2 separate regions of the Mus musculus genome follow, and region 2 is linked to region 1. A link is a loop called in an ENCODE intact Hi-C map of the cell type or tissue named here. Cell type or tissue: left cerebral cortex. All regions are shown on one strand. Each heading gives the region's core, and the rest is flanking DNA. Links, peaks and the distances in the headings are about the cores only. Region 1 holds the start of Osbpl8 (oxysterol binding protein-like 8). Region 2 overlaps Osbpl8 (oxysterol binding protein-like 8).

Evidence for each region. Hi-C counts contacts between places; a loop is a spot of excess contacts. Peaks named below come from ENCODE experiments on the same cell type or tissue, not always from the same donor. Only the 100,000 strongest peaks of a DNase experiment are listed, where the experiment ranks them.
Region 2: a loop joins it to region 1, with 2.3 times the contacts of the local background. A loop is called at or near these places in 2 of 42 quality-filtered maps.

Annotation. Positions count from the first base shown.
Region 1 is chr10:111,155,368-111,171,497 of GRCm38, reverse strand. Osbpl8 (oxysterol binding protein-like 8) reads right to left here and starts at 6,696. Exons shown (of 24, transcript NM_175489.3): 1 at 6,302-6,696. It also overlaps the pseudogene Gm8873. In left cerebral cortex, for the core only: a CTCF peak has its summit at 6,676; DNase peaks (open chromatin) are centred at 5,833, 6,119, 6,306, 6,783 and 1 more place; H3K4me3 peaks cover 1,933 bases; H3K27ac peaks cover 2,224 bases.
Region 2 is chr10:111,242,716-111,258,845 of GRCm38, reverse strand. Osbpl8 (oxysterol binding protein-like 8) reads right to left here. Exons shown (of 24, transcript NM_175489.3): 5 at 3,088-3,158. Among named protein-coding and RNA genes, the nearest start is that of Bbs10, 48 kb to the left of the region's middle. In left cerebral cortex, for the core only: no CTCF peak of the experiment used is centred there; DNase peaks (open chromatin) are centred at 7,059 and 7,719; H3K4me3 peaks cover 1,089 bases; H3K27ac peaks cover 2,132 bases.

The DNA of each region.
Region 1 (16,130 bases), core at 5,579-8,078:
CCGTCATTTCAATCCAGCGTGACAGCACAGCACATCCACCACACCCACCTGATGACAGGGAGGAAGGAAGACTGTGGCAAGCAATGAACTGCACCTGCCCTTCCTATCCCTCTTCAGTATGGTCTCACCCCTCCTAACAGCAGCCTCGGCACCAACTAGCTAGCTTCTACTGCTAATTTCTGTTTATTTCAGTTTCTAGTAAAGTCTCTTCTCTACTAAGTAAGAACTGAGAAGCCTACAGGTTCTGTGCCTGGCCTCTACACACTTTCCCTTTCAGCCTGTCAATTCAGCCTACAGCTGCATTTTCTTCCCTGTGGCCACCCCTGGTCAGCCAGAGACAATAAAGTAGTTCTGAACTTACAGTCTGGCACCAAGTCAATGTTATTCTGTTTCTTTACATGTCTAAAATGATGGTGATAAGAGAATCCATTGCTGCCAATATTTGTATCCACACAGTATTATTACAAAAGCCACACTACAATGCACAGTGCTGTTTTTCTTAGCTTCTGAACTGCTCATCTTCAATAATAGACAAGACACAAAAGTATACACTTAGCACACCTGGTTTCTTCCAGTTCCCACCTTCTCACTTGAACAATGTATCCATGCCCTCTTGGCACCAGCTTCCAACCTCATTCAAAATACCGCTTACATCAGCTCCTCTCTTCCAGAGGGGTAGCATTCCCACTAGACATTCAGTAATTTATAAAGGCTTTGGATTCTTTGCAAGAAACTGTGACATCTCATAACTAGTGCTCATGTGCATGCATTTGGTACATGAGTTTACTCTCCTGGCCATGTGTAAAAACCAGACAGAGGCCTACATGTACAGTCCCAGGGCTGGGAAAGGAGAATTACGGTCATACCTAAAGCTCACTGGCCAGCTAGCCAGTTTAGCCTACTCAGCAAGCACAACACTGGCATGTACACACAAGTACATACAAATACGCCTGTACACACAAGCACATGTGGAGAGAAATGTTGGAGAGGCCTATCAGTCAACTCCAAAACTTCTGAATTCTAAAATAAAACAGAAAGTAACCATCCTCATGGTTTACACCCATCTATATCTCTACAAGTAGAGAATGCTATTTGAAAACTCCTTGGCTTTTTGTCTGTTTCAAAAACAATGGACAGAAAAGTATGATGATAAAGGTAACTTCTTTTAAAATAAATTTTAGGGGTTGGAGGGATGGCTCAGCAGATATAGCACTTGCTGCTCTTCCGGAGCCCAAGTTTGGCTCACAACACCCATGTGAGGTGACTTACCCCAGCCTTCCAGATCGAGGGCACTGATGTCCCCTTTCTGGTCTCCATGGGCACCTGTACTCATGTGCACTTAATTAAACAATTCTTTTTAATTTTACAAGAAAGAAAAGCCTAAAGAATCAGACGTTCTGCCACTCCTGGTTAAAACAGATTTGTGGTAAGCAGCCTCTACCATTTCAAAACTCAAAGTCTACCTCAAGCATCTTATATGCACCAGAGTGCTGCTCAGATCCAGACAGAATAACGAAGCTCTGAGCGTCATAGAGAACCAATGGGCACTGGAGCTTCACGATTCTGAGGAAGCCAGCATTCCTTGTAATCTGTGACAAGGGTCACTAATACAATTAAGATTCACTTCTATCAGAAAACACTAAGGGTTTGTTGTTGTTGTTGTTTTGTTTTTTGGTTTTTGGTTGTTTTGATACAGGGTTTTTCTGTGTAGCCCTGGCTGTCCTGGAACTCACTCTGTAGACCAGGCTGGTCTCAAACTCAGAAACCCATCTGCCTCTGCTTCCCAAGTGCTGGGATCAAAGGTATGCGCCACCTGCCCGTCAGAAAACACTAAGTTTTACACAAAGAAAAACTACCTTTGGGGAATGAATGGGCATTCCTGTAGCAACAAGACCAGACTGGAGGATAAGGAATTCAGTGTCAAACCTGACTACATGAGAATTTAGGAGGAGACAGACACAGACAGAAAACTATGAATCTAAAAGGATATTACCATGAGTCAATTAGGTAAAGAAAGTAAAATATGTGAACTTGGGAAAAATGGCCTAAGTAGTCCACTAATAGTGACAGAGCACTTACCTAATATATGCAAGGCCCTAAATTCAAATTAATGACAACTGAACCAAAACAGTACTTAAAGATCTAGATGCAAAGAAAAAATTTCACATAATTTTATAATTGTTGAAAAATCTCCACATGCTAAATATTGAGGTAGGCAGATGAAAACACATGTAATTGCATTCTCCAAACCACCACGTAAGGTAAGGTTAGTGTCCCACTCTACAAATGAGAAAGCCAAGGCTAGTAACCTGCTGAAGGGCCCATTACTTGTTTAAGATATACTCAAACTTCCCTCTGTAACTATAATATTGCCATTCCGAAAAACTGAAGAACTCTGTATTTTCACTTTGTGTTTTGTTTGGTTTTTCAAGACAGAGTTTCTCTATGTAGCCCTGGCTATCCAGGAACCCTGTAGCCGAGGCTGGCCTTGAACTCAGGCTTGCCTCTGCCTTGGATTAAAAGCATGTGCCTCTGAGGTGACTGCATAAGCACTGGGATGGGAGAAGAAAAGTTCTTGCTAATGTAACACAAGATAAAAACAACTGTGCTTATTTGTGACGCTGTTTAATGTTTGTTTTGCTGACTGAAACATGGTTGTTTTGTTTAAGCTACATCCATTCCCAACACGATTTTTAGCTTCCTTTTTTCTTGTCTTCTTTTTGTTTTTGCCATGAACTCAGAGATTCACCTGCCTTTGCCTCCAAGTGCTGGGTGGGGTTGGTTAACTTACAGCTCTCCACTGTAAGCTGCCTCCAGGCAGCTCTCCACTGTAAGTTACTCAGGCTGCCCTCTCTCTTAGTTTGCATTTATTCATTAATTTATAGGGGATGGGTCACAGAGGCTGTGTATGGTGATCAGAGGACAACTTAAAAGAGCTGCTAGTCTCCTCCTACCACGGATCAAACTCAAAACACCAGGTCATGAGGCTGGCAAAGCCATCCTGTCAGCAAGTTCAGGCTGATCTTGAAGTCACTCTACAGATCAAGTTGGCTTTGACCTTGTGATCACCTTATCTCAGACTCCCAAATAGCTGAGTTACAGGCCTGTATCACCAGGTCCAATTTTGGTTCACTCTGTCTTCTACGCTCTGAATATACCAATGCACAACCTCCGCCAAAGCCTACCATAAAAATCCCTTTCTCCAAGGAAGTGCCCAGATTAAAGGGCTTCTTCCCTTCATCATCTCACTACTTGTATCTACTCTGAGTGGCACTACCACATACTCCTCTTGTTCTCCAGTCACATGGGTGGAACTACAGGTTTGTTTTTTTGGGTTTTGTTGCTGTTGTTGTTGTTGTCTTCATACAGTAATTGATGAACAATATGGATGGTTGCTATACTGGGAGAGTTTTCACTGACTGGTAAACAAAACGCATTATTGCTTTTGTGGCAAGTACACATCACCTAGGACTACACAGGTAAACTTAGAAGGATGGAGTTCCAGGTTAAGGACTTCTTCCCTATAATTGTGTCTTCTAGAGTCTATCTGATTGCATGCTTTTGTGAGAGTGTGCAGTAAAGGTAAAAGCCTAAAACCTGTTAGCACATACCGCCAGGAAATCTTCCAGTAGCTCTCTTATTTTCCTAGGGTCCCACACCCAGGGAACCTACTTCAACCACAATGCTGCAGTTAAGAACTTCTATCTCCTTTCCATCAGCCACCTACATTCAACTGTTCTCCGAGGTTTCCGGATTCCCCCCCTCCCCCGCCCCCCTTTGGATGTTTGTTGGTTGGTTGGTTGGTTGGGTTTTTGGGGGGGTGTTTTTGTTTGTTTGTTTTTTTTTTGGTTTTTGGTTTTGTTACAGGATCTCAAGGTTAGCTATAAACTCAAGGTAACCCTCCTTTCCCTATCTCCCAAGAGCAGGATCACCAGCAAATGCCACACCCAGCGTCTCAGAAGCTCTAGGCTGTACTTATGGCTCATTTACAGATCATATTTATAAGAATAAGGTATGATCTTATCTCATTCTTTTGATTGCCTGACAACCCAAGATTATTGTTATTCATTGTTGGTTTTTGTTTTGTTTTGTTTTGTTTGACTGTCTGGCATGCAAAGATTACTGTTATTCATGTTTACAACTTTGGATATAAGAATATCAAAACATGACACTTATTGCCATAATGTAAATGTTTTCAAGAATAATATTACAAAACATCTAAATATCAATTCCTTGTCTAGGTTATCGATCGTTGATGGATTAGTAATTACCCAAACCAGATTGAAATATACTAAGACCACTCAATGTTTAGCTAAAACTTGCAATTTGTCCTTTAAAAACAAACATCTTTGTGTAATGGCACATTATGTAAGTCATAATTGTACCACTATTTCCAAAGTAAGATGAAAGAAAACATCTTTTCAAAGGATTGCATGGGTATCTCCAAAGCATATTTTTAACTCTCAATTCCAAAGTGAATTCAGAAGCAAAAACCATTTTACCAAATATCTAAATCTTATGAATGTGTTAAGAAACATTTCTTAGCTCCAAAAATGTAACAAAAGCTAGGCACAGTGGAATACATGTGGAAGTCGGGAGGCTGAGGCAGGAGGATTTTGCCATGCCGGAGCTACATAATGAATACCATGGCCAGCTAGGCAACACAGCAAAACCCTATCTCAGAAAAGAAAAGCAACACATAAAAATGACAATTCTAAATGAACAGACAGACCATTTGCACAGACCACACATTCAGTAATGAGCACAACTCAATGCAAGGAGCAAACCATGTCCAGGTTTAATTAAACAGCATTTCTAGGCACCTCTGTGATCTCTGGGGCTCAAACTGTTCACATGGAATTTGACCGCAACAACGTAATCTCCATAATTAAAGAGCTTTAGGAAGGTCTTAAATTTCATCTATCCCCTTTGCTAACACTTTGAACAAGCACACTGCAGTCATTCTTGCTACCAAAAGACAGAGTACATACTTGCTACCCAAAAGAAAGAGCAACATGTTAGAAATTAGTTGGTCTTTTAATAGAGTGCATTTTAAATTGCATGGCCTTTCCCTTCCTTTTATAAAACCTGTTTTTATAAAACCAGCATTTTAATAATCTCACTGCAAAACAGGTTCTAGCAAGCACAGCAACTGATCCCAGTCTCTCGGCATGATCAAATTTAGATGAAACCCCAGGGGAAGAGAGAGCGTAACAAGCAATTTACCTATACCTCAATTGTTCTCTGGAATTCTTCAAGAGGCAAAAACTATTTTAAATGGTTATCTTGAAAGACCTTTAATTGCACTAATTTGGGGCTGCACTAATTTGAGGTTGTTTACAGTGAAATTACTTTGAAGAATTCCCTGCTAACCCAAGGTATTCTAATACTACTGTTACTTAAGTCTTCCAGCAGCAAAAAGGCACAAACTTCATTAAGTTATTGAAAGCAGATATGCTATCGTCAGATAAGTGTTCCCATCTGTTTAGAGACGAACCCAAGTTAACTTATTTCAGACGGCATTTAGTTAAAATGAAATTAGGTTATGTTTCACGACGCAGATGTCGCTCACAAAGAAGTGTTAAATGACTTTAGTGAATGGAAAATCTGCATCTACTGTTGCTTCGCATCAGCCGGTCTTGAGTGGGTTGCTCAATGAAGCAAAAGCATGCTCCATATGAAACTCCCTGGAACCTGATTACACTCTCCACAGCTTAGCCGCAAACAAAACGTAAAAAAAAAAAAAAAAAAAGTGCAACGAAGACACCGCCTTTTCTCCAGTGTGGCAAGAAGGCCAACGGAGCTGAGGTTTAAGGAACACCGCGACAGTCTCTGCAAAGGCGGGTGCGGTCCGCCTGCGAGCGGCACAACCTCTTCAGGGGCTGTCACAGGAAAACCCCAAGCCTTGCCTTAACCGCCCGGGGCGACAAAGCGCCAGGTTTTCACCCCCTGCGCGGGGGGCTTCCGGCGAGCCCCGGCGTCGCCCTGTCAAACTTCGGGAGGGGCAGACACACTCGGGACCCGGAACGCCGCCGAGCCGCCCCCGCCCCCATCCCAGGTCCCCACTGGGCTTTGTACCGCTGCAGACGCACCTACCGCGGGCCCCAAAAAACACGCCACCCCCGCCAGCCCTGCCAATCTCCCTCTCAGAAGGGACAAAGGAGAGGCAGGAGGGGAACTCGCGGCGCGGGGTACCCACGAGTGCCCACAGCCCGAGCTCAGAACGTAGGACTGAGGGACTACAGTCACCCCAAAAGGCACGACTCCGCTGCTCCCCAACACCGGGCTGAGCGCCACTCACCGATGCGGAGCCCCAGAGGAGGCGGCCCGCAGGGAGCAGGCTTCCGTGGGATCACAGGGACGCCGGAGTCCGGGGCCTTAGTGTCCGGTGGGACCCCCCCTCCTCAACTTCTCTCGGCTGCGGTCGCCCGCGGGAACTGAGAGCCAGCCCGGACGGAGAGCACAGGCGAGCCGCGGCGGGGGCTCGGCCCGGAGCGGCGAGCGAACTCGGGCTCCTCCGCCCGCGGGCCAGGGCGGAACCTCTTCCTTCTCTACCGCTACCGCTCTCGGCGGTGGCCGAGTCGAACGCCGCTGCCGCCCCGGCTGCCGCTGCCGCTGCCGCTGCCGCTACCACCGCCGCCCAGCTGGGAGCGCGTCGCAGCAGAATGCTGTCATCCGCCCTGACACCGCCTTTCTGGGCGCCGCGAGCCGCCACCAGCCTTCACATCCCAAGGCCCGCCCCTCTCGCAGCCCCGCCCCCAGCCCGGGCCTGGGCCACGCCCCCTTCCCGTCACGTGACGCCGCAAGGAGGCGGTCCCCGGGTAGCTTCTGCTGGGCGGGCGCGCAGAGGCAGCTGCTGGCAGCTCGTGGTGATGGCGAGCTGTCATGTCACCTCCCCTCCGCTCCCCTCCCCGCCCTCGAGGTTCCCTCTCAGGAAGCCCTGGGGTGGAGGGCCGGCTACCCGCAGGTCTCTGAAGTGCTCGCTGGGCAGGACCCGCCTCCCGACCTCTGGCCGGGCCCACAGAGGAGGCTGCCAGGAGAAATTGGGGCTTGAGAAGCAGCCAGGAGTCCCTGCTGCCTAAGTTCCAATGACACGTTCACTGTGGTGTCTCATTAGCTGTTGGCCTCACAGGAGGTTTGAGATGTAGACTTCAGTCACGCTGGGATGAAAATAGCCTAGCAGGCTTTCTTGTTATTGTTCCTAGTCATGTTCAGAATCCTGGGTGCCAGCTTTTACAGTCATGAAGTTTTACAGTGAGGTTGGTGACGGTTTTAGCGACGTGGCAAGTTGATAGTACCTCTCAATTTGAACAGAAAGCCTAATTTAACTCTTCGGATTTTGTTGTTGTTGTTGTTGTTTTGTACCTCAACTCTTGGCTTTTTTTGTTTTTTGTTTTTTTAACCATGACCCCAGAAATCCCTCCCCATCCTGTGGAGAGGAAAGGGGCAGAACTCATCACTGGAAGAAAGCCAGTTACAATACAGAAGAAGAGAAAAGCGACCTAACAGTGCAGAAGGAGGAATGAGCTGCCTCTAACAAGGCCATTCTCTACGATAAAAATTCAATTCCTTATTCCTTTATCCTTCTACTCTGGAACCAAGAATTTTTTTTTTAACTTTACACAATTTCCATTACATTTCTTGACAGGAAATCAGATGACATTCTGATCGTTTGGATACTTAAGTAGGCCATAGGATTCTGCCTGTTACTGATGTATTTCATAGCAGCTCTAAAAAATTTGCAGACGTGGCCATTTTGTTGCCCAAAGAAAGAGCAATTTACTGCTCAGTTAAATAATGCCAGGCCGCTGATCTTTAAAACACATCTTGATGCAGCTATGTTAACATTTGAAAAACAATTAGATTTTGTCATGAAGGACTGTTCCAATGAGGGAAAGATTCTGCCACATTCTTCTGTTAAGAAACCTAAGAAATTATATTTGTATTTTACATAAACATAAGGGAAGTTTATTGTTTTCTTGTTTTGTTTGTTTTTCTTGCTTGATTGTTTTGTTTTGTTTTGTTTTTCAAAGAGACAGGGTTTCTCTGTGTAACCCTAGATGTCCTGGAACTCCTTCTGTAGGCTATGCTGGTCTCAAACTCACAGAGAGCTGCCTGGCTCTCTCCTTTCTGAGTGCTGAGGCAGTGCAAGGCAGGAAACATTGTTATGTGATGGCGGTAACGTTCCAGTTTATCAGCAGATTGAAATGTCACTTATCTGAAGCAATGCTGTTTTTTTCAGACTAACAAAAGCCAATGTCATTTTTTAATGAATTGGGTTTTAATGAGATATAATCTAAAAGATAAGAATGCATAATATCTAAACCAAGCAATAATCAGTTCGTGGGAGGCTGGAGAGATGAGGCAGTCAAGAGTACCTGTTCTTGCAGGTCCTGGTTTCTATTCCCAGCACCCATGTGCTGGCTGGTGGGTCCAGGAAATCCCACCTCTTCTGACCCCCTCAGGCACAGGGCATGCACATGCAAGCAAAACACCCGTACACATAAAATAAATCTTTTTTAAAAGTTACCTTGTGAGTAGCTGGCCATAACAGCCCATCTCTGTAGAGTTTAAGACCAGACTGTTCTTTCTACATAGCAAGTTCAGGACTACATAGACTCCTAGAGAGACCCTGTATTTAAAAACAAATAATCAGGGTAAAAGTATGTCCCTTGTTGTTATTTAAATTGTATTTCTTACTGTGACCTGCAGTTAAATATATTTAAACAATTTTCCTAGAATATTAGATAACAAGAAAAATATACCTTCTTGGCTGTTTGGCTGTTTCCTTTGCTTTCACCCTGAGAATTGAAATTGAAGATTGCAACAAAGGAGGCGGCAAATTGCTTTGCCTAATTCCCTTCTGCCTCAGCCCCAATTTCTTCAATTGGCCTTTGAAAATCTGGCCATTTCTGCAGTGTAAAAGAGGGTATGAGCAATAAAGAGACCTACATTAGAGACGTAGCTAATTAGATATGTATCTAGATAAATTACTGTACCGCCAGTTCTGATAAGAGTCGGGCTTTTGACTACAAACTCATTAAGGAGTGGTAGCTTCCCCACCCCACCCCACCCCACCCCACCCCCATCCGTATACTAAGGATTACACAGATTCCTGACAGACTAGTTGTAGCTTTTTAGTTTCACTTAAAAAGAGAAAAAAGAAAAGAAAGTGAGGTGAACTAGGAGGGTCTCAAGAGTTTAAGTCACATAGTGACTAGGCTAAAGACCTGAGTTTGATCACTGGGACCTACTAGGGGGGAGTCTACGCCCATAAGTTGTTTTACACCAACACACACACACACACACACACACACATGCATATACACATAAAATAAATGTGGGTTTTTAATTTTTTAAGGCTAGAGATGTGAATTAATGGTTAAGAGCACCTACTGCTCTTCGAGAGAACCAGAACTCAGCACCCATACTGGGTAGCTCACAACCTCCTGCAACTCTAACCCCCAGAGATCCTATACCCACGACTGGACTCCACGGTTACCTGTACTCACAAACACATAAGTGAAAATAAAATCTTTTTTTTCAAATTGAATGCAAGTAATTGAAAGTAAAGAAGCTGTTGGAAAGCAAATGTAAGTACCTCTTTCAAGCACTTCCATATCTCAATGCTAAAATTTGTCATGAATAATTAGTGATTCTGACATATATCACAGCTGACTAGAATAAATATCATAACCACAATCAAAACAATGCACAGACTTGTAATCTTAGCTACTGAGGAGGCTGAGGCAGGTGGATTGGAACTTCAAATCCAGCCCCATCTAGGGTATCATAGTTTTTGTCAGCCTGACACAAATCTAGACATACCTAAGAGAGTCTCAATTAAGGAATTGCTCCGGTCAAATTGGCCAATGGACTATGGGGCATTTTCGAGATTGCTAACTGACACAGGAGGGCCCAGCCCATTGCAGGAGGTGCTATACAGATGGTCCTGGGTTGTGTAAGAAAGTAGCCGAATTCGAGCCTGAAGGAGAAGCTAGTGTGCAGAGAAGTTATTGGCTCTGCTTCAGTTCCTGCCTTGACTTCCTGCCTTAGTCCGTGTGACAGACTGTGCACAGTAAGCCAAATGAATTCTTTCACCGCCCCCCCCCCCAAGTTGGTTTTTTGGTTTGGCTTTGATTTTGGTCAGAGTTTTATTATCACAGCAACAGAGAGCAAATAAGAACAGAAATTGGTACCAGGAACGTGACGTATTGCTGTAATTAACCTGACCATGTTGTTTTTAGGAAGATTGTATAAGGATTTTGGAACATTGGGCTAAAAAACCACTGGTGAGCGTTCAGAGCTTAATAACAGTTGTGAGAGCCTGGACGGTAAACATATTGAGAGAGGCCCAGGACAGAGGAGGCCTGGCTTGGGAAGTTGCAGAATCAACTATCAGGGCCAGTCGTGTCATATTTTTTTGGTTTGGTGTGGCGGTTTTGTTGTTGTTGTTTGGTTGGTTGGTTGTTTTTTGTTGTTTGTTGATTGATTTTTTTGTTGTTGTTGGTTTTGGAGGGGGGTGTTGTTTGTTGTTGATTTTTGTTTGTTTGTTTTTTTGAGACAGAGTTTCTGTGTACCCTTGGCTGTCCTGGGTACTCAGAAACTCAGAGATCCTTCTGCCTTCCTCCCAAGTTTTGGATTAAAGGTATGCGCCACCACCGCTCAGCTCTTGTCATACTTTGAATTAAGAATCTATGGATATAAGACCCTGACCATGATAACTGATGCTGTAGCATTAACTGAGACTGAAAAAAAAAAAAAAAACCACTGTGACCAATGTTAGGGAACCTCGGAGCTGGCTCAAGATACCCAAGATTATGTTCTCAGCTCACAGAAGATTCATTTGTCCCAGAGGGACAGAGAGCAGGGGTAAGGGACAAAGACAAGACACATGGGAAGAGGAAGAAGGGAAAGAGGACAAAGGAGAGGGGAGAAAGGGGCCAAGAGAGAGGGAAAAAAGTTATTTGTCACAGAGTGGGACAAAGGACTGCTTCTGGATAGAGAGAAGACAGGAATAAGCAAACAGCAGTTTATAAAGGTAAAGGGGGAAACTCCACATGATGATGAGATGTTTAATTTTAGTTGGGCATGTTAATTAGATGATGCAACAGGGACTTTTGATTGCTGGACTCAAATACGTTGAACCTTGAGCTGAACCATGGTAGTCAGCCTCAGGAGGAGGGATTGACCAAATAAGGGAAGAGACCTTGGGGGCTAGCTTTAGGAATGCAAGCTAACAGTTTTTAGCAAGGCAGAGGGAACTGGGGAGAAAGGCCAGGCCTGCTAGATTCATATCTGCCATGCCAAAAGTGGCTAGAGTCCCTTCAACCAATGTCACTCAGATGAAATCTTCAGGGAAGTATTTCCTTCAGGACCAGCACACAGAAGCTGTGCTCCATAGGGGACAACGGATGCAACTCAAGCTCGTAGCTAAATTTGACAGTGTGTTTCCGGGTTGCTACTAGTGCGAAAGTTACAGGACTGAAGGGGTCATGGAGAGCAGCTGAGGGCTGGAACTGTGAGGGGCTGAGAAAGACCACTGGTGGAAGTGAAACCCCAGTTACAGGGAAAGCCCTAGGTTTGAAGGAGTCCTGGAGAGAACTGAAACCATGTGCCATGTGGTACACAGACATACCCACATACACAAAAGTAAAAATAAATCTTATTTTAAAAAACCATTTTAATCCTGCAACAGTGCTTTGTAGCCCACATTTGTTTTGATTAAAATTTGGAGATTTATTTTATGTGTATGAGTATTTTATGTGCGAATGTGTGTGTGAATATGTACCATGTACATGCCTGATGCCTACGAGAGTCAGAAGAAGACATCAGGTCCCCTGAAACTGGAGATAAAGATGGTTATAAGACACCATGTGGGTGCTGAGAATCAAACCTAGGTCCCCTGAAAGAGCAACTGTTGTAATTGTGGCATGGTTCCAGAAAGACCACACCAGGCCAAACAGTTCCACAGCAGGTTTATTGAGAGAGAAAAGGGTGAAGCTGGGCGTGGTGGCCCACACCTTTAATCCCAGCACTTGGGAGGCAGAGGCAGGCAGATTTCTGAGCTCGAGGCCAGCCTGGTCTACAAAGTGAGTTCCAGGACAGCCAGGGCTATACAGAGAAACCCTGTCTTGGAAAACCAAAAAAAAAAAAAAAAAAAAAAAAAAAAAAAAAGGATCACTGAGAGAGAAAAGGGCAAGGTGGAGGCAGAAAGAGAAGGGGGAAGAGAGAGGGAGATCAGAGGGGGTCTTCCTTTTTATATATGGATAGTGATGTAGCCACAGGTAAAGGTGGGAGGTGAGCCAAGTAGATTCTGGGAATATGGTGGCTGTTGCTTTGGCAACAGGTGTGCAGTTCGCACTGTCGCCTAGATGTGATGTCAGAGGTCCTGATACCAACAGCAACTAGTGCTCTTAATCACTGAGCCATTTTCCCAGACACCTACATTTGTATTTTGAAGTTGTTTCTTTAATCTCTTCTGAAACAGGCAAAAAAGAAATGTACTGTTTATCATTGGAACTTGACATTTTAATCACTTCCTGGGGAAAATTAAACAATATCCAACATGCTTAACACCAAGACGCCAAAGCCACAGGATACCTGCTGGGGAAAACTGCTAACAGGGAGTGGAACCAGCCCAAGACAAAGAATTGTGTTGCAGTCAACAAAGCTGAAAGGAGTTGGCCATCAGACATGGAGATGCAGAGTTTGAAGTTTGCCCAGCTGGATTTTAGTCTTGCTTCGGTCCAGTATTTCCACACTATGACATTTTGGAATGGTAATGTATATCCTGTGATGTTGGAAGTATACCATCTATTTTTTTAAATTTTATATTAAAGGAGATTACAGTTGGGAGATTGCATGAATCTCAGAAGAGTCCTTGAACTTTGGACTTTTCAACATTATTGAGACGGTGATAGACTGTGGAGGCTTGTGAAGTTGGACTAAATGCATTTTGCATTATGCTATGGCTATAAGCCTGTGGGGGCCAGGGAGTGGAATATGATGGTTTAAATCCGTTTTACCTACCCCATGAACTCATGTGTTTGCATGTTTGGCCCACAGGTTAGGAGGTTATACTGTTAGGAGGTGTGGCCTGATGGAGTGAGTGTGGCCTTGTTGGAGAAAGTGTGCCACTGTGGGGGTGGTTTTTGTGGGCTGCTAGTTCCCAAGCTCTACCAGTGTAGGAACCCTCCTCCTGGCAGCCTTCAAAACAAGATGTAGAGCTCTCAGCTCCTCTAGCACCATGTCTGCCTGCAGGCTGCCATGTTTCCTGCCATGATGATAATGGACTGAACCTCTGAAACTGTAAGCCAGCCCCACATTATAAATGTTTTCCTTTATAAGAGTTGCCTTGGTCACAGTGTCTCTTCACAGCTGTAAAACCCTAAGACATCCTCAGAATTAATGCACCTGACATTTTGAGCTCTGAGACTTTTAGCCTTGTAATTTCTTTGCAAATGACTGAATGCACAGCAATTAGAGCACCAGGTATTCTGGTATCAGAGACCTCTAGCTTTCGCTTGTCCTATGGTATTGGCATGATGCTCTTGAGAGCCAATATCATTTGTGCCTCTTATCCACTCATCCATTGGGGCTGCTTGTGCCTTTAACGGGCTAATAACTCTCGAACACCAAAGTCTCTGTCAACACCTGATTCCGGTTTGTTTACAGCTGAAACCAGTCTCAGAAATCTCTGAGGTCTTCTCCAGAGCCTTATATTATCTTAGTAAATGAAGTGGGTCTTTTCCCAGGCTCCTCAACTTTATCACAAGCTCTTAAGGCCACCGAATGGCATCGTTCTACAAGACAGGACTCCTTCTCCTCTCGCTGAAGTGGGGTGGGGGGAGGCTAGAAACTTTTTCCCCAATGGCAATGGCAGCAGCTATTTCTTCTGGGGTGGTTATATTCAATGGCAGCACACACACACACACACACACACACACACACACACACACACACGCACCTCTTTGGAGTACAGTTATTCAATGGTCTCTTTGGGTTCCTACTTCAGCTTTGATTCATCTAGCTTAGCGCTCAATTTCACAGTTTCACTTTCTGAAAGCTGCAGGTGTCTTTCATTTTGCAAACAGTTTCCGCTCAATATCCGGGGCCAGCTGGCTCTCAGATAACGTCTTCAGTCTCCGTATGGACAGTTTGCCTCTTGCGCCTTCTTCATTTTCTTTGTTCAGTTTATCAAGCTTTAGCTGAAGTATGTCTGCATAATAGGTGATGTCTTCTAGGGTATAGGGGTTGCCTGGTGTGGACGGCTTAGATTCCATACTTTCATGTAAGTTCTTAAGTTTCTCCAGATTACTAACTTCACGTAAGAGGTGTTTTATTTCACCATTCTTCTGTTCCAATGTGTCTGTGAGCAGCAGACAACCGTCCCTGCTGCTCACATTCCGTCTGAGATCCCCTCGTCCGCAGCAATGTGGAGATTTGTAACTTCCTGACTCTCATCCGCTCTCTGGTGAAGGGAATGCATTTTGCTTCTTGGGTGACTGATACTTGACTTTCATCAAGCTGAGTGGGCGTTCCACCGCCATCCTTCCATCCCCCACCTCTGCGTACAGAGTTTGCTGTTGGGTTCCAAGGCCTTCTGAAGTTCACGACCCAACTGAACCTATCAAGCTTTCTCCAGGGCATCCTAACAGGATACTGCGTCCTTCTCTCACTCAGGTTTTCCCTCTAAACTGGTCTGTCTGGTGCAGTAGGGAATACTGAAGCATTCTAGTTGCTCTAGTTTGTACTGCAGCTCCTTCACTTCTTCACACCTTCCGCTTCAGTTGGCTCAGTCTGAAGAGCCAGCCTCTCAGAAGACGCGTTATTGAGCCCACGATGCTCGGACGTTAGCTGGAGTTCTTCCGATTCGTGAGAGAGAAGTTCCTCTTGGTGATCCGGCTTCTGCTTCACTAAGCTCATCTAATTCCACTTTGAGATTTTTTTCTGCCTGGTTTTCCGGGTCGTTCACTTCCTGCCTGTGGCTTCTGGGTGGCTGCATTTCTAACCGCCACGGCTGCATTATCCGTTGATGTTACCCAGCTTCGCATTCACACCTTGGACAGTCGGACGCCCGACTATTGAGCTCCACTTCTTTCGGTTATAGTTTTCATGATGGCAGCTGAAAACTATATATATCTCTTCAGGATATCTATCCGATTGCTTCTGCCCGCCGGGTTGCCTCTGCAGTGGCTGTAAGGCGGACCTCACGGCTTTCAGTCGACATTTTTCACACTCTTTGAGCTTGTTTCGGAGATCCGTGATACCTGCCTCCATGTTTGCTGTGAGGCAGCCTCTTATCCCACACCTGGGATCAAAACAAGACCATAGCCACATAACATAGATGGGCTTAAAGAAAGCCAAACTCTCACTGCAGACCCCTGTCGGCACTTCATTAACTGCTATTCAATAACCCTGTTCGAGCCTAGATATTCATTCATTCTCTCTCTCTCTCTCTCTCTCTCTCTCTCTCTCTCTCTCTCTCTCTCTCTCCCTCTCTCCCTCTCTCCCTCTCTCTCTCTCTCTCTCTCCCCCTCTCCCTCTCCCTCTCGTGTGTGTGCATGTGTGTGTGTGTGTGTCTGCGTCTGCCTGTCTCATATTTCGTGGGTTGGTTGGTTTATGTTTTCCTTTCATTGAAAAGAGATTCTTTTCTCAAATAATATATCCTGATTCTGGTCTCCCCGCCCTTTCTCACAGCTCCTCCCCTCCCACCTCCAACCAGAACCACTCCCACTCTTATCTCTCCTTAGAAAACAAACAGGTTTCTAAGGGATAATAATCATAAAATACAAGAAGATAAAATAAAAACGAACACGTTGGAATTAGACAAAACAAACTGAAAGAAAGGGGCCTAAGAGAAGGCATGAGGAAAAGACCCACTCATTTACAGTCAGGGACTTCGTAAAACCACTAAACTGGAAGCCATAATATATACACAAAGGACCTATAGGGTAAAAAGGCAGCAGAAAAAATATGTAATTTTTAAATAATTTAAAATAAGATAAAATGGGGGAGGGGCAGGGAGAGTCCAAACACATCACCATGAGACAAAGAACTTCCCAGGATGCTGTTTGAGCTCAATTCTGTTGTCCATCTACTACTGGGCATGCAGTCAACACTTAAGA
Region 2 (16,130 bases), core at 6,677-9,176, 86 kb before region 1:
ATTTTTAAAAGTTACAGGTTCTATATAATAACCAACAGAGCTCAGCACACACTGCTCGAAAAATGCAGCATCTCAGCAAACTACTTGTTTTAAGACAAAGGAAGCTAAGAGAAAAGTGCAGAAGGAAGAAGCCATTCTGACTGCACCTTATCTGTCTCCCTGGGACAGGCCACAAATGAATATGTAATTTTAGGCAGAAAGGGTCCAATGACACACAGACACCAAGAAGAATCTCAACAAATAGTCTTGACTTCTGCCCTTCCTTATCCTCAATCTGTGCTGGTTAGTTTTTATCAACTCATCACAAACTAGAGTCACCCGAGCAAGACTCTCAACTGAAGAATTCCCTCCATCAGATTGGCCTGTGGGCATTTTCTTGACTAATGATTGACTAATGGGAGGGCCCAGCCTGCTGTTGGTAAGGCTACACCTGGATTGGTGGTCCAGAGTGGTATAATAAAGCAAGCAGACTAAGCAAGCCGATAAGCAGCATTTTTTTGTTTTTCACGGTCTCTTCTTCAGTTCTTGCTTCCATGTTCTTAATTAAGTTCCTGCCCTGACTTCCCTCAGTGGTGGACTGTGACATGAAGTCTAAGCTCTACTCCCAGAGTTTGGTCACTATATTATCACAGCAATAGAAAGCAAACCAGAGCATCGTCTTAATTTTTTTTATATTTATTTATTTATTATATGTAAGAACACTGTAGCTGTCTTCAGACACACCAGAAGAGGGCATCAGATCCCATTACAGATGGTTGTGAGCCACCATGTGGTTGCTGGGATTTGAACTCAGGGCCTTCAGAAGAGCAGTCAGTGCTCTTAACTGCTGAGACATCTCTCCATCCCCCTCTTAATGTTTTTAAGGAGCTAAATCCCTGGATGAAGAGAATATCGCTGGATGAGATCTCCAGCCCTTTGTTACCCTTTTTGCTCCATCAGACTTATATTCTTCATCAAACTAAAACATAAAAATATACAAGTTTCCCTATTTGCTTCTTGGGAGGGGGGGGGCGGGCAGGCGGGCAGGCGGGCGTGTATTCATTTCTAAAGGCTCCAATGTTATGTGACATTACATTAAATAAATGTATATCTTAGTCTTGTTGATATGTCTTTTATTATAGGGGAATCAGCTATGAACCTTGCAATGAATTAAAAAAAGAAAAGGAGTACATTTTCCCACCTATATGACTAAACACTTCCTCATTATAGACATACAATGTACTGGGGTTGGAAGATGACTCACTTGGGAAGCATGAGGTCCTGAGTTAGATTCCCAGAACCCACGCAAAAAGGGTGTGTGTGTGTGTGTGTGTGGCCATGTGTGATTGTAATTCTAATGCTGAAGAGTGGGGAAGCAGATTCTCTGTGCTCACGGGAGCTAGTCTCACCTACTTGGTGAATTTCAGGCCAATGAGAGACCCAGTATGTTAGAGAAAAGATGGGTAGTGCCAAAGGAAAATCAATCAAGGTTGTCGTCTGCCCCTCACATGCCTACATGCACACATGTACTTGCACACATATACCCAATAAATAAATGTCCTGTGAAACTTTCATCCTAAACATGCACCTTGACGCTACAAATATTCGTAAAGTTAACTATACAGAGTATGGACACAGCAGGAATGAAAACATGCTATGTAATCCTTTTCACTATTCCTAAGAGCAGGAGCAGAAATATACGGCAGGATGAACAAGGCCTACTGCTATGGATAGCAGAGTTCACTGGGTTAAGAAATAGGTTTCTGGGATTGGAGAGATGGCTCAGTGGTTAATAGCACTGACTGCTCTCCCAGAGGTCCTGAGTTCAATTCCCAGCAACCACATGGTGGCTCACAATCATCTGTAATGGGACCTGATGGAGTGTCTGAAAACAGCTACAGTGTACTCATACACAAAATAAATAAATAAATAAATCTTTTTAAAAAAGCAAGAAAGAAATAGGATTTCTTTCAACCATTAAGTTGATTCCAAAAACTTTTAAGAAGCTCTCACCACTGCTACTAAATCTTATCAAAAAAAAGTTGGAAGTCAAATCCCTGGACAAATTTTTAAAATTCATTTAACTTTTATCAATCTATAGAGTGCTAGTTCTTCACTATACTGGTGTTTTAAAAAATACTAACATAGAATAACCATGTCCTATTTTAATTATAGGAGAGTATTGCAAAGATCTTTGTTCATTATCTGCTTAATGTATATGACCTGGAAGTTTTTGGTAGTTTCATGCAATGCAGACTCCTGTGGTGTTTTGCTGAAGCAAAACCCATGGGAGGACACACGATGTTTGGAGAGTATACATAGGACTTAATGGGCAGTGATGGGGCTCTTGCAAAGCTAGCTATGCAACAGTTCATTGGTCTCTCATCTTCGATATCTTTGCTTAGTTGAAAGAGGCACACAGGGAACTCCTGGCATCCCTGCTTTTCTGGTTGCTCCCTCTGACTTATGCAGATTCGGTAGAGGCTGGCTGGTTTTGCTGGATCATGTCACCACTGCTGACTCATGATTGGTATTCTGATACTACTGAACTGGACTGCTGGTATCCTAACAAAGGGAGATTAGAACTGCCCCCAAAGAACTACTTCTAAACAGGCCCACATCCCTTTATCCTATTTACCATCTTTTCTCACCTACCTTTGGATGGCGGACTAGGAGGGAGGGGAGGGGGAATCAAAATGTTTGAGAACCCTTATTAAAAGTAGGCTTTAAAAAAATCTAAGCCTACATGTATATATCTTGATGGTCATATAAATAAATTTAAAATACTTAAAAATGTCTTGTTAAAAACATTAAGCCTGAAACATCTCTGAGTGGAGCTATCAGATTTGGGGTTGAGAAGTTCTGCTGCAGCCCATGTACATAGTCAGTATTACTCCGATGAGAGCAATGGTTGCCAGTCAGTACACCCCAAGTACTCCACAGCACCTCAGTCAGTCCAAGTAGAGACCTTTATACTTTTCATATATACACGTGGTTTAAAAATACCAACAAAAATTTCTATCAACACTTAGAGAATTTCAGTTTAGTGCCTTCATTTTAAATGTCAAAAAACGTCCTATCACATACTGAGAACAACAGTACGCCTACCTTGCTCTTTGACATTGAAAGTGAAGAGTCATCTTTATTTTGAGAAATGTCTTCTTTTCCTCTTTCAAAACCTTTGGGAGAAATGGCAATATTCAATTAGTACAACTTTGAATATACAGTCATTAATGTTAACGAGCAAACATGAGCCACTCAATTTAGATATGCTTGCTATTTATTTGTACTCAGAGTTCAAACTACTATGGCTTATGTTCATCTCACTGCATTTCATTCAAATTAAGGTGGAGCCTTAGAACGCTCAGCCCGAGCATCACTGTCTCCTGAGAGGCTTCATCCAACAGCTGATGGACGCAGATGCAGACACCCACAGTCAAACACTAGGCAGAGCTCCAGGAGTCTGTGGGTGAGTGGGGGGATGAATTGAGGGAGCCAGAAGTATCAAGGACACCACAAGAAGACCTACAGAGTCAACTACCCTGGGCCCATTGGGACTCGCAGAGACTAAACCACTAACCAAAGAGCATTCAGGGGCTGGACCTAGGCCCCTTACACATATGTAGCATACGTGCAGTGTGGTCTCCATGTGGGTCCCTTAACAAGAGGAGCAGGGGCCGACTCTGAGTCTGTTGCCTGCCTTTGGAACCCTTTGCCCTAGCTGGGCTGCCCTGTCTAGGCCTCAGTGGGAGAAGATGAGCCTTAGTCCTGCTGTGACTTGATGTGCTGGGGTGGGTTGGTCACCATGAGAGGCTTCCCCTTCTCTGAGGAGAATTGGAAGCGTTTATGCAGAAAGAGGGGCTAAAATCAGGATATAAAGTGAATAAATTAATGAAAAAAACTAAGGTAGAGCCAAACTAGATTCTGTAGGTTTTTGTTTTTACTTGGAGGGATGGCTCAAGGGTTACGAACACTTGCCATTCTTCCCAAGGGCCTAAGAACTCTCATCAGGCAATTCAGGGATCTGTCAACTCCCTTCTGGCCTCGCACTTAACATATACATGGTATTCATCAACACAATCAATCACATGTATATATTAGGAAAAAGAAAATTTAAAAGGGCAAAGTTATGAACAGGGAGGAAGAAGTTATGAACGGTGGAGTTATGAACGGTGGAGGAAGAAGGGGGTGGATCTGGGAAACGTTACGGGGAGGATGGAGGGTGAGTATGCTCGTATGACAGAACTAGGTTGCATGCATTGAGACATTCTTAAGGAACAAAGAGAATGGCAATGAAGAGTTCTCGAGTCCACCAGTGCCAACCTGAATATTACTTTCTGTGCTACTGGAACAATTCACATGATATCATCCTCTTAGACCTTTTAGCCTAGCAAGCTTTTTTTTTTTTTTTTTTAAAGATAGGCCCTGGTGTAGCCAAGGCTAGCCTTGGACTCAATATAGAGCCAAGAAATACCTTGAACTTCTGATTCCCACTGCCTCCACTTTCGGAGTGGCGGGCTTACACAGGCTTGCACCGCTCCACCCAGTGTACACAGTTATAGGGAACACAATCACTGCCATGCACAAGTTAGAAATGTCTTCTGCAAACCAAGATACATCCCCAGAATGCTAGTGAGCTGATTTCTGAACTGAAAAAAAAAAAAAAAAAAAAAACATCCAAGTAAGCTTTTCACTCTTACTGTCAACTAGAAAGATATTTCATAAGGTGATAAAGAAGGGTGGGAAAATAAATCTTCAATAAGAATACATCAAAGAGGGGAGAAGGCACAGGAGAGGACATGGCAGGGGAGGAGGGAGAAGGGAGAAGGAAAGGAGAAGAAAAAGAAATAAGAAGAGGAAGAGAAGAAAAGGAAGGGAAAGAAGAGGCAAGAGAATACAATCAACCAACCAACCAACCAGCCTGGGTGTAGGGCACGTGCCTGCAGTACCAGCTATCTGGGAGGCAGGGGCACGAAGAATAGTTGAATCTAGCAGCTTGAGACCAGGTTAGGTAATACAGTGAGATGCCATCTTAAAAGGGGAAGTAAATATCTAATAATGTGTTTATTATAAGAATTAGATGAACATGTATATAATGTTGACTCTGACTTCTAAACAGTCTAAAACTGTGAATCTAGAATTCACAAACAGGGCTGGAAAGACTGTGGTTATGAGCATTGTTCTTGTAAAAGCTTGGGTTCAGTTCCTGGCACCCACATAGTGGGGTTCCTAATCATCTGTAATTCCAGTTCCAGGACATTCAACTCCTCCTTCAATCTCTGGGGACATCAGGCACACACAAAGAGCATATATATATACATATATATATACATAAATATATGTGTGTGTGTGTGTGTATGTATGTATGTATACACACACACACAACAACAAAAGGCAGACATAAAAATAAGTAAGTCTAAAAATACTGATGCTCCTTTTACTTGTAGGGCAGAGTGTTAGCTCTTCCCATGTCACAAAGATGAATCAACAACAGGACCAATGCCCGAAGCATTTCAAAATGATTTCTAATTTATTGTTTGATGTTTATAAATTTTAATTCTATTCTATCTTATTAATTCTAATATTTTTACTAAAATAAATCTGTAGCATGAAAATATTTCTCTCTCTAGAAAAAGTAAAGATTACTCAGTTTGAATATGGGGGTGGGGAGATTTTCATAACTGCAACATGGATTTTCAGATGAAAACTTACAGGAATTTGAAACTTAAATATAAAGTGAACTAGAAGTTACAAAATTAAGCTTGAAATAAAAAAAAAGTACTCAAAGCAATAAATACACCCATAAAGAATTCTCAATACTAATGACTAACACAACGTCAGGACCCTCTAAATATACACATGGAAGAACACATAAGACTTCAGATTTCCCAGTGTTGTTTTAGCCTTGGCTCAATCTGTATCAACCCACTTACTAGGTTAAAAAAAAATCCAGCTCACTGTGTCTACATCCACATATTATTTCTAAAATAGAACCATAATGAAAAGAAAGCTATAAATTAAACTTTGTGTGTATGTATACTCTTTCCTGTGCTTGTGTGTATGTGTGACTAAGTTTCCTGTCTGTGTGTCCCATGGCTGGCGTCAGTGTCTTTTCAATTACTTTACACTTTATTTTCTGAGATGAGCTCAGTCTTGCTCTGAACCTTGTCCATCTGGCTACTTAGCCAGAAATCCCCAGCAAGTCTCCTGTCTCCACCTTCCCCGCGCTGGACCACAAGTATGCTCTGCTATACCTAGACTGTGCGTGAGTGCTGGGGATCTGAGCGCAGGCCCTCAGGTTTTCATAGAGCACCTTGCCAGCTGAGCCATGCCCAGCACTACAGCAAACAACCAACAATGTCCAAACTGTTAGAAAACAGTATTCATGAACCTACATTATATACGACTTCTCAAACTAAATAAATGAATTCCATTTTAACAGTGTCATATTTTGAACTTGCAAATCACATAATTTGCTTCATATCATAGTGTATGATTAAATTCAAATTATTTTTAATTTTATCTATAAATGAGGAAGTTAAATGCTTTTTAAAATATGCAAATCTGGCCAAATTCCTTAAATGTTAACTAAAATTTTAAAAAAGCAGATGGTCAACATAAAATATACAAAACATATAAAAAAAACACCCCTCTAAAATAAAAAATTTCCAAACTGCATACTGGGTTTCCATGGGAAATTCAACACAGTAATGTAAAAAAATTGTTGCTAGTGTTGATGCTAGATCTTCTCATGAGACTGGATAGATCTTAATTCCTAAAAAGGTACAAAATGATCTATCCTTTAAAAAATGTCTGCCATAAAAGTTTGAGAGTCAGGACCTTTCCTTTAAGTCTTATGCCATGAAGTATAGTTAGTAGAGTGCTCAGCAGCAGGCAAGTATGGTGGTGCTCACCCTTCCTCCCAGCACTCGGGGAACACAAGCTGCTGGATCTCTGAGTTGAGGACAGCCTGGTCTACAGAGCAAGCTGCAGGCCAGCCACGTGAGAGCCTGTCCAGGCCACTACTTCCTACCATGTGACAGAAAAGGCTGCTGTCTAGAGGGGAGGCAAGGACTCCAACAGAGACGGGTGACAGTCCCACTGCTGTCACAAGGAAGGCAGGTAACAGCTGAGAACACACAGTTCTTGTCCGGGATCCGAACTGTAGAGCTTGGACAAGCAATTGAAGCCAGGGCTGCCACAGGGGAGGACGCTGGAAGAGAGTGCCACAGTACTCTCTAAAACCAGAATAACTGAGGCCTCTCCAAAGCAGTCTCATCAAAGCTACAACAAGAGAATTCCCTAATGACAGAATCAGTCACAGGTAACTTGGACACCTACGGTAGCCTTTGTTCTAATGTTTCCATATTTGGAATAGGCTCACAATAATTCTACTGAAGAGAACGCTTCTGTCAGGTAATTATAAGTCCATGTCAAGTTGTGTTTACTTCTAGTGACTTCAGTTTCTTGTCTAGATAAATTTTATATTAGATAATTTCTTAGCACACAGAGTTTACTTCTACTAAAACAGGACACTGGTTCTGAGTAAATGAGCTTTCTAAAGAATACAAATGCTAGCATCATTGACAAGCTGCGTCACAGGAGCAAACTCGGCTTGCTAACCATTGCTGTTTAGATATAACAGCAAACAGTTTATGCTGCTTTGGTCTTTTTTAAAAAACTGCTTGTACTTCTACCAACGCAAGTTTAACTAACAGCCATATGCTGAAGACCCAAGAACTATAAAATGTATGGTAACAAAGGCTGAGGGTCCGGAAGGTGGGTGAGCAGGTAGCAGAACTTGCCAGCCACTCACCATGACAACCTGGGTACAATCTCCAGGACCCACATAGTGGAAAGAACCAAATCCTGCAAGGTGCTCTCTGACCTCGACATGAGCCCACAGCCTGCTCTCTCTCTCTCTCTCTCTCTCACACACACACACACACACACACACACACACACACACACACTAAATAATTGTAACTTTAAAAGTGTTTACTATTTATCTGTGGATATTTTGCTTGAGTTTATGTATGTGTAGCACATGCAAACCTGGTACTCATCGAGTCCAGAAGAAGGTGTCCGAACATCTGAAACTGGAGTTATAGGCGCTGTGAGCCACCATGTGGTACTGGTTATGGAACCTGTGTTCTCTGAAGGAGCACTCAGTGCTCTTAACCACTGAACCATCTCTCTGGGCCTGAATAATTCTAATTTTTTAAAATTTAAGAAAATTTAAAATTTAAGAAGTAAAACACTATTTTTAAAAGCCTGAAGTAAAGTCTTTTATAGGTGATTTCTTTGCTAAGGATTTCCCACAATTCTTAGGTAGTGTTCTAGAAACAAGTACAAAAGCTGTAAATAAGATCTGAGATTTAGAGATATAATTAGATCCTAACTAAGCAAAGCATACTGCATCACAATGGTATAATGAGCACGCAGGCAAGGGCGGAGCTCTAGAATACAGCTCATTATCAACAAAATAATGCAGTTATTGGTAGAAGGGTGTGGGAGAGAAAGATAGAGATAGAAGCAGAAACAGATAAAATTTCCTATAAAAACGAAAAATGAAAAAGTAACTGCTGTATAAGATAAAGTTATCTTCAAATATCACTGTGGTAGAATTAATTCTCCTTTAATGCTACTATATGAAAGCAAACGCATCTAAAATAATCTTTCAGAACAATAAAATATCTCAAAAGGCATCAGATGTCTATTTCTTTTTACCTTTAACTTCAACACATAACACAAAGCCCTTTCTCTGGGGCACCTCACTCTACTGCTTGACTGATAGAGCGGACACTCTGAAGAGCTTTTCTCACAGCACACACAAGAATCCCTACAGGACTTCTCTGCTGGAAGAACTGAGTGAGAGACTCAGCACATCATTTACTCCTCTGACAAAATAAACTCACAACAATGCCTTCAAGTTTCCTTACTTTGAAGTTTTATACCAAACTTTCACACCGTCAGGTTTCTATTGTTTACGAAGGTCACTGATTATTCCTTAATACTAAACAGATCTTTGGTGTGAAGGTCAACAAATGGCATGCGCTACTATACCTAGCAACGGCACAAAAAACAGTCTGGAAGATAAACACAAGACAGGAACAAGTCTCGTGCAAAAACACAGGCTGCACATACAGTATTAAAAGCTACACTGTATTTTAAAGTCACTTCTGAATAAGGACACACTAAAGTTTACACTGCTTAAGGACATAAACGACCCATGATCGGAACCACACTATGTTAAGAAGACAATACAGATTAAATACTATTCAAAGCTTATGCTACTTAGGTATAGCTTAGAACCATGGGCTTTTATTTTATTTTATTTTTTTGAAAACATTGTTAGAAAAGAATCTGAAATTAGTGAATTTATAATTTATTTAATGTTTAGGTATCTCAAAACAATGCTTTATTGTCATTATAGTTATTCACAAAGACCCAAAAAGGTTAGGGGTAAAACTAAAACTCTACTTCAAATTCAAAAAATGTAAATGTCAATATATATATTTATTTATTTTAGTTAATATTAAAATGAATAACCAAATATTTGTCACAATAGTTTTCAAATATAAGCTCAAGTTTTCTACATCTTATTGACCATTTAATGCCTAAATGATAGCTTTAAAGTATCTAATTTCATTTAATAAATATTATACTGTATATAACATATAATTTTCTTAGCAAAAATTAACTCCACATGAATAAGTCTAGCAAAAAATATATACCTAGAAAACTTTACTGTCGTCAAGAATTAAAAGGTTGTAAGAAAAGCACATATGATAAACATTAATTATAATGACTCCTTTACAGAAATGGCTAATCATGTTAAATGTCTGGCTTTCATCTGCTAATACCTCTGTCAATACCATTTCTTTACAGGAATATATATGTATTATATATCAAATTCGGAAATGTTTTAACTGTCATCAGGGTCATATATTTACTACTACATTAAATCAAAATGCACATGATAAAAAAATCAAGATTCATATTTTACTGACTCGGAGCTCTCAAGTTTCAGCTGAAGAGACTAGTACAAGAAGATGAGGGAGAGCCCGGCTACAGATAGGCAGCTACTGAAAGCTAAGCTTTCACAACACACTTGTTTAAATGAAACATGATGTTAAGATTTTAAAAATCCCCGTATTATTTTCATTAAGAAAATGTAAGAAATTAAGGCAAGAACACAAGATGAAACAAACCAACCTTGTAAGGAAGGAGAAAGTTCATTGTATCCTCCAAACGAAGCATTCCGGACGAGCTTTCGGCCATCAATTCGTGGAGGGAATAAAACAGACGAAACCCCAGTACATGAAGAAAATCTACGATGCTGTGAACTCTCTTCTTTCATGGTTTAGAAGGTCTATTTAATATAGATGCTCACCCAGAAGGCTAATTAGCCCAATATGGCAAAGACAGGCTTTTCTCTCACATCCAAATGTAGCAAACCAGCACAAACAAAGGACACACACATTTAACAGCAAAGGAGGACCAGAGACTGTCAAATCAGCAATAAACAGATAGAGAGACTGACGGCAAAGGCACTGAGCCAGACAACTGGTTCCTTTTTAAAAACGAGTTGATTAAAGGGCTATTCCACTAATGCTTTACGATTGTATCAAAGAAACGATGCCCTGCACTGAGCTGCTCACTGCTCTAGAAAAACAAAGCAAGATCAATACTTAGCCATTTTCGATGAAGTAATAGGGTTCTTTCTTCTCTCAAGACGACAAGCCTGTCATTACATCTATTATATTTCTGTAGTATCTGGCCACATCTCCCTCTTCTCCCGACTCTTCTCTTTCCAGCTTTTGGTTACTTCAAAAACAGATCCCAACATTATACTGTTTATCTTTACTGAAGCTTCTAGATTTATATCTAATCTGCTGCTTGTCTTGGCCATGATTAAAATTTCACAAGGAAAGATATTCTTTCAAGTACAATTTTGGTGGATCAGAGCTGCTAAAGCAGAGAATTAACATGTAAGTTTTACTTCTAAGAGGAATACAGGAGTCTTAGGGCACCGTGAATGTGAGCCAATCAACACAGAAGATTAAACGACAGCATAAAGACGCCGCACACCCTTGGAGCATTAGCTGCTTCACTTCCTCTCCCCTGTGTTTGTTCAAAATACATAATCTACCAATGACTTCTGTCCATACAAAAACAAATCATTTGTTATCTCAAAAGTAATAACCTATACCATCTCTTTATGCCTAACTTTTAAAATTCCCAAGAACTCATTTTATTAAATTACTTTTGCCTTACCCTATCTTACTCCATTCAAGTTAAACTTAGTGGTTTATTCTTATAAGAACTTTGCCCTAAGATTCAGTTTCTTTCTTACCATGCACACACTTTAAATCTGAGTTTGGTTCATATAAAACATCAGTCCATATAACCTTAAGAGTATTTCTTCTTAAGGGGGGAAAAGCATTTAAAAACTCAGTTTCCAATAATGTGGGTGGTACATGCCTTTAATCCCAGCACTCAAGGGGCAAAAGCAGGGGGTCTACATAGTGAGTTCCAGGGCTACATATAAAACAACCAAACTTCCTGTATAATGCTATCCCTGCCCACCTTGGGCAAAGGCATTTCAAAAATCATTGTTAAATTAAGTTTATGGAGCTGTGGTGCTGTCATCTGAGGGCCTCTGTTTTTGCCTTGTTTCACTCTTCCCCATACCATAAAATGGAAATTAATAACCATAGACAATCAGAAAATTATAATTAATTCATACAGTTAGTGCTTGCCTTTAAAGGAATAAAGAAGGTATCACAAAAGGCATTATCCTCTTACAGTTAAGTAGGGTTTAAACTTAATAGGGTCTCCATTTCCTTATCTATAAAATACTAAGAGTAGCATCTATATTATAAGATTATTGTGTGAAGTCTACAAAGGTTCCGGGTAAAAACATTAGAATACTGAGTTCTCTCCTAAAGTTCAAGGAACATCAGAGGAAAGAAGTTGCTTTTGCTTTTGTTTTTAATGACCATAAACAAGGATGGGAATACAACTGCAACACAAATTTGACAGTGAACCTAAGATGCACAAATATAGGTGCAAAGAGGCACAAAAGCCATGTCACACGTCAGTCTTTATATCAAAAAGTCCTTTTGTATACAATTCACAGCAGCAAATTACACTGGATTGCGTGTCAAATGGATGAAGTAATAATTTAAAATATTCAAGTGAGACACACAAGCAATGTCTTTAATATCTCAAAGAGAATGGTGTCCCACTTAGAAATCTTTTTGTTTGTTTGCTTGTTTGTTTGTTTTTTGAGACAGGGTTTTTCTGTGTAGGCCTGGCTGTCCTTGAACTCAGAAATCCGCCTGCCTCTGCCTCCCAAGTGCTGCGATTAAAGGCGTGCGCTGCTGCTGCCACCACCACCACCCAGCCCCATTTAGAAATCTTAACCCTGCCAAACTCTCAATTATGCACATTAGAATATATTAACAATATTTAAGATACTATAGGTTTCAAAATCCTACTTTTCTTTCATGTTTTATTTACTTTTGCATGCTTTTAAAGAGTCATCAAGCGCACCTCTTGTCACTTGTGGTTCTAATACAGAGTCAAATTTGATGCACAAAGGATGCAGTGTTCAGAGGAGTTCTCCCCCCAAGCGTCTGTATCATCTCCAACCAGATGCTATGGGACTCTCTCCCCAAGCCGCTCTTCTCTGTCTGGCAGAACTGAGACAATTCTCATGTAAATAATTTCTTCTAGAGCTTACTTCTGTCCAGCACACTTAGAAAAGACTGTACAACATACACTGTACAGCATATATACTGTACAAAAAAAAGGTAACAGTAAATCAGCACTGTTTAGGATATAAAAGATCACCAAGTCAAATAGCTCCTTTCACCAAAAAGTCCCCTACCAGGGTACCATCTTTCTTGGGTCTCCTTCACCCAGGTTCTTCTCTGGCCTGTAGCGTTTCCTAGTGTCTATTAGAATTGTCTCTTTCCCTAGACTCACAGTTGAGTTAACTGACAATACCTCTAGTACAAGAAGGTGTCCTACTTTTCATTTGATAGGCTACACAGTACAGACTACTTCTGCCGTCTTCCTGCTATAGCAACAGCCCAGAACCACACCACAGGCAATGCTGAGCACTCACAACGACTAAACAGTCCTTTCACATGGAGCATTTGGTGACTGTTGCAAAATAACTGACAGACAACATTTCAAAGGAAAAAAGAAGGGTTTAGGCCCATGGTCCCGGATGTTTTAGTCCATGTTTGCTTTGGCTTGCCCTATTGTTAGGCATGCAGTGAGACAGAACACCTTAGTGACAGCAGCATGTGACAAAACCTGCTTACTTCACAGCAGCCAGGAGGCCAAGGAGACACCAGGACCAAGATTTACCTTCTACTAGACTATTCAGAAGCTAGGCTTTATTAAAGGCTTATTCCATTCATGAAGTTAGAGCCCCAGAGATCCAGTTACCTCAACAGCCCCAACACCAGGGGACTAAGCCCAAAACACATGAGCCTTTGGGTTCATTGATATCCAAACCATAACATGACTCTTAGTAGATTCTCAAAGAAATCAAGGCCACGCTACAACCCAGAGTTTTTTGGCTTATACTTCTCCAGCAATACTGCCCCTTTACACAAGGACTTGTTGAATAGGCTGAAGATATTTGGACAGAGGCTCTCTCTGTAATTTGAGTTCCTATAGAATGAACTACAAAACAACTTGCTTATAAATGAATGTGAACTTAACTTGGTCTAATTTTGCAACAGAAAATCAGATGTCTGCCAAGACCATAAAGCCACTGAGCTTCAGCCAATTACAGGCCACGCTCAAACGAGGCCAGAAGCTCATCTTGTACTCCACTTGTGAGTTCTGTCTGTCAATATTCAGTGCCCCATACTGCAGAGCAGAACTCTTGGAACCTCTGTCCGGTATGAAATGCTGCCCAATACATGAATTACTCTTGTTCAAATAAACTATCAAGTTTATCTAGTTTTTCTTTGAACACTTACTTAGTCCTTCCAAAGAAACATTTTAGATATGCACATATGATAGTACCATTACTATAAATACAAGTCAAGAGAAAGCCACAGGTGACATGGGTCCAGCAGGCGTGACACTACAAGCTGATTAGGAGCTGCCTCTGAGGACTTCTGAGCACTAAGCAATGATCCCTTCTCATTATGCATTTTCACGGAATAGTCTATTGTACACTTACAGATAGTCATTTCCTTTTAACGAAAGCTGTTCAATTGTTGCCTAATGCACAGAAAACACAAATAGAAGCTACTGTGACGCACAGAATTTAAATTATAATTTTATACTCATTTGTTTGTTGGTTGGTTGGTTGGTGTGGGCATGCAGAGGGGAGCAATCAGCCCATGGCGTACTTAGAGGTCAGAGGGTAATTTGCAGGGACTAGTTCTTTCCTTCCATACCATTTGGGTCTCGGAGATCAGACACAACTCTAACTGTCTGGCATATTATAACAGTAATTTTGTTGTAATTTTAAAAAATACACTGGAAATCTGGCTCTACAAAGAACTGAAAATGACAGCAGCCAATGGAACTGAAGCCCTGTTATTACTTTGTAAAGAGGACAGTAGACTCTCCCAGAGTTTCCAAACAAAGGAGATTAAATCCCAACAGCAAGAACTAACTAGTAGAGGTAATATCTGATCATCCTTAAAGAATCTTAAGTTAAAAATATACTTAAAACATTTCTTTTCCAAGAAAAAAAAGTCCCTTGTTACACTTATATTCCTCTTTCTACTCTGATGAGAACAAACAAAAACAGCAACTCAAAAGGCCTGACATGCTAGGCCAGACCTCCCTGCAACCTCTACAAAGACGCTTAGAACAAAGCTGGATTAGTCATCTTCATTTTCAATAAACGCTTTCAAGGTATTGTAGTTTCTTTTGTAGACACAGTGTTAAATATAGATATTATAACATTGGCAAGAGGAATTTAAAAATATTCTATTCTTATTTTCTTAATTTGCAAAATGTTGATTTTCATTATGTTATAAAGCAACTTCCTAAACACAAGGAATTTGAAACCAGATAATAACCATATTAAAAGAAGTCTTTGTAACTTCAGAATTAGCATTAAGACCCCTAAACCTCAGAAGGTGACACAGCCTGTAATCTAGACTATTTCTAACAAAACTCCTATGGCTGGAAGCCAGCAACAGGACTCGGGGTAGAGTTAAAGATGAGGGACAGGGAAAATCAAAGTCCTCTTCCAACAATACCGGTCTCATGGGATATAATACACACACATTCAAGAACATATCCGTGTGCTATGGCCAATACAGGTTCAGAGCATGTTCAAACGTCTTACCGAGGAAGGAAGAATTGCTTCGGTTCATGGAAGAGCGTGACTTCTAGGTGCCTGTACCTGTGAACCCCTCTACTAAAGGTTCTCTTGTGTCTGTCATCTGAGATTATAGCAGCAGCGCCTACCATAGCCCTGGGGAATATGATACAACCCTCGACAGTAGAAAGCTGCTGCGCAGAATCTCTCTTTTACACGCACATTTTCTATTAGCTCTAGCTACAGACTCCTAGTATTTTTAATTCTGCCAGAACAAAGAGGGAACTGACTTTGGGGCTAAGAGTACTTACTAAAGGATAACAAAAATGCACTACTCAGATGGTCTAAGTTAACTCGGGTAAAACCATAACCACACAAAGGCTTTTGTTATATGATAATTCAAAACTGTAACATTTAAGAATTTGTTTGAGCCATGTATAATTGTACATGCCTGAGATGTAAAGGGAACCTGAATCTCAAACAACAACAACAAATATGAAATGGGCTGAAGTTTCAGCAAGGAACATGGGCTGTTCTCTCAAAAAGCCAAGTATTTGAAAACTAGCTTAAAAATAAAAATGTCGAAAATAGCTTTTTACATCAAAGAAGGTTAGCTACCAATCGCAGTGCACCACGAAGCCTGAACACGAAGCCTGAGGGAACGAGGATCTCTCCTGAGATGAGCTATGATTTAGTCCCATGCTCCTTCGACACTCCTGTTCTTTAAAAACAGCCAGAGGCAGGGAGAAAACAGGCTTAATTAGTCAAAATGTCTGCCTTTCCTGAGCAACAACTGAAAGATGCACTAAGCCCAAACAGTAAGAATGAAACACGTCTT